Linked DNA regions of Homo sapiens: region 2 is linked to region 1. A link is a loop called in an ENCODE intact Hi-C map of the cell type or tissue named here. Cell type or tissue: HCT116. All regions are shown on one strand. Each heading gives the region's core, and the rest is flanking DNA. Links, peaks and the distances in the headings are about the cores only. Region 1 has its middle 20 kb from the start of ZNF852. Region 2 overlaps EXOSC7 (exosome component 7).

Region 1 (2,914 bases), core at 281-2,780:
TCCCACACACCTCACATTCACATGTTTCTCCCCAGTGTGGTTGCTGATGCAGGCACGGCCTCTGGTGCCCACTTCAGCCTTTCCCATACTCAATGCCCCTCAAATGGTTTCTCCAACCCTGCCCTGAGTTGCACCATGAGGCCCCTGGCCCTATTGAGCACTCCCTGATGTAGACTCTTTGATGGGCAGCAACGGCTGAGCTCCAGGTTAAAACTTGCCCATGCTCATTACATACATAGGATTTTTTTTCAGTATGCACTTGCTGATGTTGCCTAAGATATGAAATCTGGCTGAAAGATTTTCCACAGTTGGGCAAATCTTTCAGGGGAGTCTAGCCCCAGAATGTCTCCTCTGGTGGGGCATAAGGGATAGAGCTCAGAGTGAAGGACTTCCCACACTCACATTGACAGAACCTTACCCCACTGTGAATTCTCTCTCAATGATGAAAAGCTAGATGCAGGGGAACTCTACCACATTCACCATATTTACAGCTTTGCGTTCTATGGAAACCTTGTGATGTTGAACTAAGTTGGAGCTGGAACTGAATCTTTGTCCAAATCCCTTATATTTCTGGCCTCCCTAACTTGTGGAGATTTTTGTTTTTAATCCTTAGTTGTTTTCACATGAGATCTCTTGCTATTTATGTTCTTTCCTAAAGGATTTCCCTGTATCTTTTCTAAGTTGTTTTTCATTTCACAGGCTGCTCCAGATTCAAACATCTGTTTTTCCCCTGATATTAATGTCAGTGAATTTATCATCATATTCTGAACCAGAATCAACATCTTGCTCTGAGTTCTGTTCTAACCCTCTGCCAAGAATAGAAAAGGCAAATACAAGAGGCATACAGGAAAGTTACTAGAACACTAGTGGGGCCCTTTGAGAGGGTAGGTCAGAGACCATTGTGAGACTCAGTGCAGAGAAGATGGAATGGAGAGCACACCAAGGAGATGGGGTCAGCAAACCAACTACAAGGAATTGAACTCTTCGGTAGCAAACAAGGGAAGGCTAGCAGGTGATGAGGGAAAGCCAAGACAGGAACTCTCACAGTAGAGAACTGTACAGGGAGGAAAACTCTGTTTTCTCTTCCTGATGAGAAAGCTTACTTTGACAACTGCCCTTCCCACCCCCTTTCTAAAGTTCCCCAGCAAAAGAGAGGCCGTTGCTAATTGGATGAGTCAGAGTCCCAGACATTAGCTGGCCAACCTTATTTAGTGGACATGATAAATGTTTCTTTTAAAGCTGGGACCTTCATTGCCCTCTCTTTTTGTGACTTTGTTCTTCTGCTATGGGACAGGGCAGAGGGTAATAGCCTGAGATTTGGTTGCAGCCTCCAGAGGGCAGTAGAAGTCTTGCTTGAGTCTGATCTAAAAAGCAGGACAGCATATACTGATCTTCATGGTTTCTTGGTATGATTATTAATGGCAGACCCTTTCTTTCACTCATTTTTATTCTACAGAGTTTCCCAGTTTGGACAATAAATTATGGTCATCCAAGAGTCATGTCATCAAACTCATCTTCAGCAGAGGGCCTGAATTAGGGAAACAGGCACCAACTCAGTAATGATGAGATACAGTTGGTAAGTTCCATTTCCTAACAGGCTACTGTTCCTTGCATGGATCTCCTTTGGGAATTCAGCATGGAGGAAGTGGGACTGGCAGAGCAGGAGTCAGTCTTCCCGGATCCTTCATCAGAATATTTCATTTCTAATACAGGACAAGAGGAGTGATTCTCTGTTGGACTGGGAGGCCCAATAATTAAATGGGGGCAAGGGATGGAAATAAGAACATTCAAGGCCAGGCGTGGTGACTCATGACTGTAATCCTAACACTTTGGGAGGCTGAGGCAGGTGGATCACCTGAGGACAGGAATTCGAGACGAGCCTGGCCAACATGGTGAAAACCTGTCTCTACTAAAAATACAAAAATTAGCTATTCAGGAGGCTGAGGCAGGGAATTGCTTGAACCTGGGAGGCAGAGTTTGCAGTGAGCCTAGATTGCACCACTGTACTCCAGCCTGGGTGGCAGAGTAAGGCTGTCTCAGGAAAAAAAAAAAAAAAAAAAAAAAATTTGAAAGGAACACAGTCTTTGAAAGAATGAGAAACAATGCTTTCAATGGGGAGTGGGTACAGGCCATGAAGAGGGAGCTATCTCGCTGTGTCTTAAACCAGAAAGCTCTGCATGTGAGGTGGGCCCAGAAAAGATGAAGGTGACTCTAGAAAGACCCAGTGTGCCTACGGGTGTAAGCCTTCTAAGTCTCCCTGTTTCTGGTTTTTCCACTCAATTTTTACTGCACCAAAGAGCAGACAAGGAGGAATATAGGAGAGAAAGCATGGGCCATAAAAGACACTAATATAGTGTTACAAAGTCCAAGTCTATCCTTAATCACAATGTATACAAACATGTTATGTTTCCTCATTAAAAGGAAGGAGGGAGACAGAGAAGGGAGGAGACTTTTTACAAGAGATTTACCTACAATAAAACCAAACAATAGAAAAGGTTGAAAAGAAAGGAAGGAAAAAGGGTACACCAAGCAAGTTCTAACAACAAGAGAAAAAGCTGTGTAGAATTATTAATATGAGACAAAACAGACTCTAAGGCTAAGCATTTAATGGGCATAGAATGGAATATTTCATATTGATAAAAAACCAATAATCAATCCCTAAGTTGTCGAACAATGTCCAAGTCAGGAAACCTAGAAGTTACTCTTTTTTTCTTTTTTTTTGAGATGGAGTTTCCCTCTTGTTGCCCAGGCTAGAGTGCAATGGCACAATCTCGGCTCACTGCAACCTCCTCTGCCTCCTGAGTTCAAGCGATTCTCCTGTCTCAGCCTCCCAAGTAACTGGGATTACAGGCATACACCACCATGCCTGGCTAATTTTGTATTTTTAGTAGAGACAAGGTTTCACCATGTTGGC
Region 2 (2,914 bases), core at 171-2,670, 460 kb after region 1:
ATTCAGCCCAACCACACCAAAGAGAGGGTGTTGCCCTCAGATGCTTGGTATAGGGGATACGTTTCATTGTGGCTCTGTGTCTAAATATGACTCCAAGTTAGCCTGCTGCTCTTATCCCTTTCTTGTCCCAGCTGTAAAGGATGAGTGACTCTAGTGTGAGAGGATTCTTTGAGTTGCCTCTTCCCAAGATCTGGCTTCTAGAAGTAGCCTATCTTTCCTGGCTTAGAGTGGCTGCCTGCTGGTCTCTTTTCCTCCTCTGTGGGTCTCAAAAGGATCCCCACAGGCCCAAGAGCTCCAGTATCTAGGTAGTTCTCCTGAATTGATTTCTCAAGATGGACAGTCTCAAAGTGGCACACTTTACCTTCTTTAAGTGGCTCAGCTAATGTAATCAGCCGGGCAAGTAGAATCACCATGAGAGAGTCACAAAACCCCATTTCCTACAGAGATGGGAGAGGTTACCAAGCACTGATCGCTGCCACCTGTATCAGAACCTCAATTGAGTCTTCAAGGAGCATAATTATTTTAATTGCATAAACAAGTGTGTCCTTTTATTCTGAATCAGTGAATAGGAATGGCTTCTGGACACCCGTGGATGTGCCCAGCAATAAGGGTGCCACACACCCACTCCCACCTGGACTCCAGGCATAGGGCCTCTGCTGGAGAGCTCAAGGCATTTGCCTATCCACAGGCTGAAACATAGTTGCTGCCCAGTGGAAGGAAATAAATTGGTGGTGATGGTGGTGGTGATGGTGGTGAGGGTTTCTTCTGCTGCTCTGAGTCTAGTTTGATTTAACTTCTTGTTAGCAACTTCCAGTTTTAATTAAATTGCCAGGGGTAGAGAGGTCTCAGAAAACTAATTGATTTTCTGCCAACCCATTTCACTTGGTTTTGTCTACTTGGGATGATAATACATGGAGCCAAGATAGACACTGTCGCCACCTCCATAATTTACCCTGTTTCTTGGGAATGACGAAAAATCTTTGATATAGCCCTCACAGCCCTTTGGAAAGACTGCTGCACTGACCCTGAGCCCTGTTCCAGAGATGCCTGGCAGCACTGTCACTAAACTGGGAGCAAAATCTGACCTTTTCATGTCTTTGGTTTGCTGGTTGTAGCTGAGAGTAGGCTATTTTAAATGAGAATTTGGAAACTTTAGGAAAAGGTGGTTTCTATCTAAAGCCCAAAGGAAGGGAAGATTTTAGTGAGCTGGTGTGTCACCCTGCGCTGCCACTAGGCGGCGAGCCATCAAGTTGCTTCTCAGTTCTCCGACCATTGTGTTGATGGGTTTAGGACTGTGGTTTAACCTCTTAGAGAGGCTTGGGTTTTTAACTAGGGGAGTTTAGGAGAACATTTTTCATTCATAAATGTTTCAGAATACTCCGCACTTGTCACTTCCCTTTGGGATCTTAACTATTTTTCAATGTGAACACTTGTATTTTTCACTAAAATTGAACCAGAATCTTCAAGCCTGCATTGGTGGTTGGAGTCACTATATCTGGGTTCCTTGCCTGCTTAGTGCTGCTAAAGGGGACACTGTTCCTGGCTGAGGGGCTGGGGGTGGGTACAAAGCAGAGAGGCAACCTGCAGAAGCCTTTTGAGGCTAATTGTAATCAAAGTCTCCCAAGCTGATGAGATAACTCTCGCAGACACTTCAAACAAAGGCTTGTGATGAAAACCTCAGAATATACTTACTATTGGTCTGGTACCCATTTACAGGGAGGCTTCTACAGGCTCAGACATGAGCACATGTACACTCAGAGGAATCAGCCTTAGGGCCTGTGTTGGGGCTAGATGACTACTGGAGGGGTAAGGCCCAGGTCAGCCCTGCCTAGGTACCCACTAGATCACTTTTTCTGCTGTGGGCCTGGCCTGACCTGGACGTAAGACTTCATAGATTTGTAGGCTAGATTGATTGCCAGGCAAGCAACAGTGGGCCCAGTGTCTAGAGTCCCTTTCCAGGTAGGCATGGCCTTGATCTCAGCCTACCCCAGTTAAACCAGAGATGTTCCAAGCAGGAGGGTAGAGGTGATGAGTCAGAAGGGGTGGAGAGCTGGGAGGGGTAGCATTCCCAGGATCTTAATTAGTTTATCCAGCTCAGTAAACAATTTCCCACAACTCTGGAAGAGGGACTGGTCATGCTTTATGAAGGGTCAGAATTGGTTTTGGTAAATGCAGAAAGCATTTGGTTTTATGCCCAAAAGACCAAGTGTGTACACCCCCCACTGAAGGAGTAGATTGTGATGCATATGAGCAGGCAGCTACAATTACCAGCCTGTGTTTTCTTTCTCTCTCTAACAGAGCAGAGCAGCTTTTTATTTAGGGCTTCCTTGGTCAACATTCCTTGACTCCAACATTTGTTGTCTAGTGATAAGTTCCAAGACCAAAGCATACATTCATTTCCCTGAGGCAAAAGGTAAAACCAAGGAAAGTGAACCTGACTAATGTTAGACTATAAACCAAGCTTGCCAAATTACAGATTCAAGGAGAGTACAGGGAAGCATAGAAGATAAGGGCCAGGCTGCCTGGGTTAGAATTTTAGCTTACCAGGCACAGTCATCATGTGGCCTTGGACAAATTACATAACCTCTCTGTGACTCAGTTTTCTTGTTTCTAGAATGGAATCCATACCTCCTAGGGTTGTTGTGAACATTAAATGAGTTAATACACCTAAAGTACTAAGAGTGGTGTCTAGCTCATGCTAAACATTAAAAAAAAAAAAAAAAAGATAAGGTCTCCCTTCTTGTAAAATGAGAGAGTTAGACCATCTGGGGTTTCACAGTGTCATCCCACAGGTCAGATCCCACCTGGGAGATTTTTGTTTCATGTAGGGATTTTTTTTTTTTTTAAGGTGGACCTTAAATCAGGGCTAGAAAGTTTGCCACAGCTTCCATCATTCTCTATTAGTTATATGTGG

The links. Hi-C counts contacts between places; a loop is a spot of excess contacts. Peaks named below come from ENCODE experiments on the same cell type or tissue, not always from the same donor. Only the 100,000 strongest peaks of a DNase experiment are listed, where the experiment ranks them.
Region 2: it touches region 1 in a loop (2.9-fold over the local background); 3 of 110 quality-filtered maps call a loop at or near these places.

What each region holds. Positions count from the first base shown.
Region 1 is chr3:44,528,795-44,531,708 of GRCh38, forward strand. It overlaps the pseudogene LOC100419748. Among named protein-coding and RNA genes, the nearest start is that of ZNF852, 20 kb to the left of the region's middle. In HCT116, for the core only: a CTCF peak has its summit at 1,308 (motif pointing right); a DNase peak (open chromatin) is centred at 1,307.
Region 2 is chr3:44,991,539-44,994,452 of GRCh38, forward strand. The region is part of intron 3 of EXOSC7 (exosome component 7); the gene reads left to right. Among named protein-coding and RNA genes, the nearest start is that of EXOSC7, 17 kb to the left of the region's middle. In HCT116, for the core only: a CTCF peak has its summit at 1,229 (motif pointing right); no DNase peak of the experiment used is centred there; H3K27ac peaks cover 1,187 bases.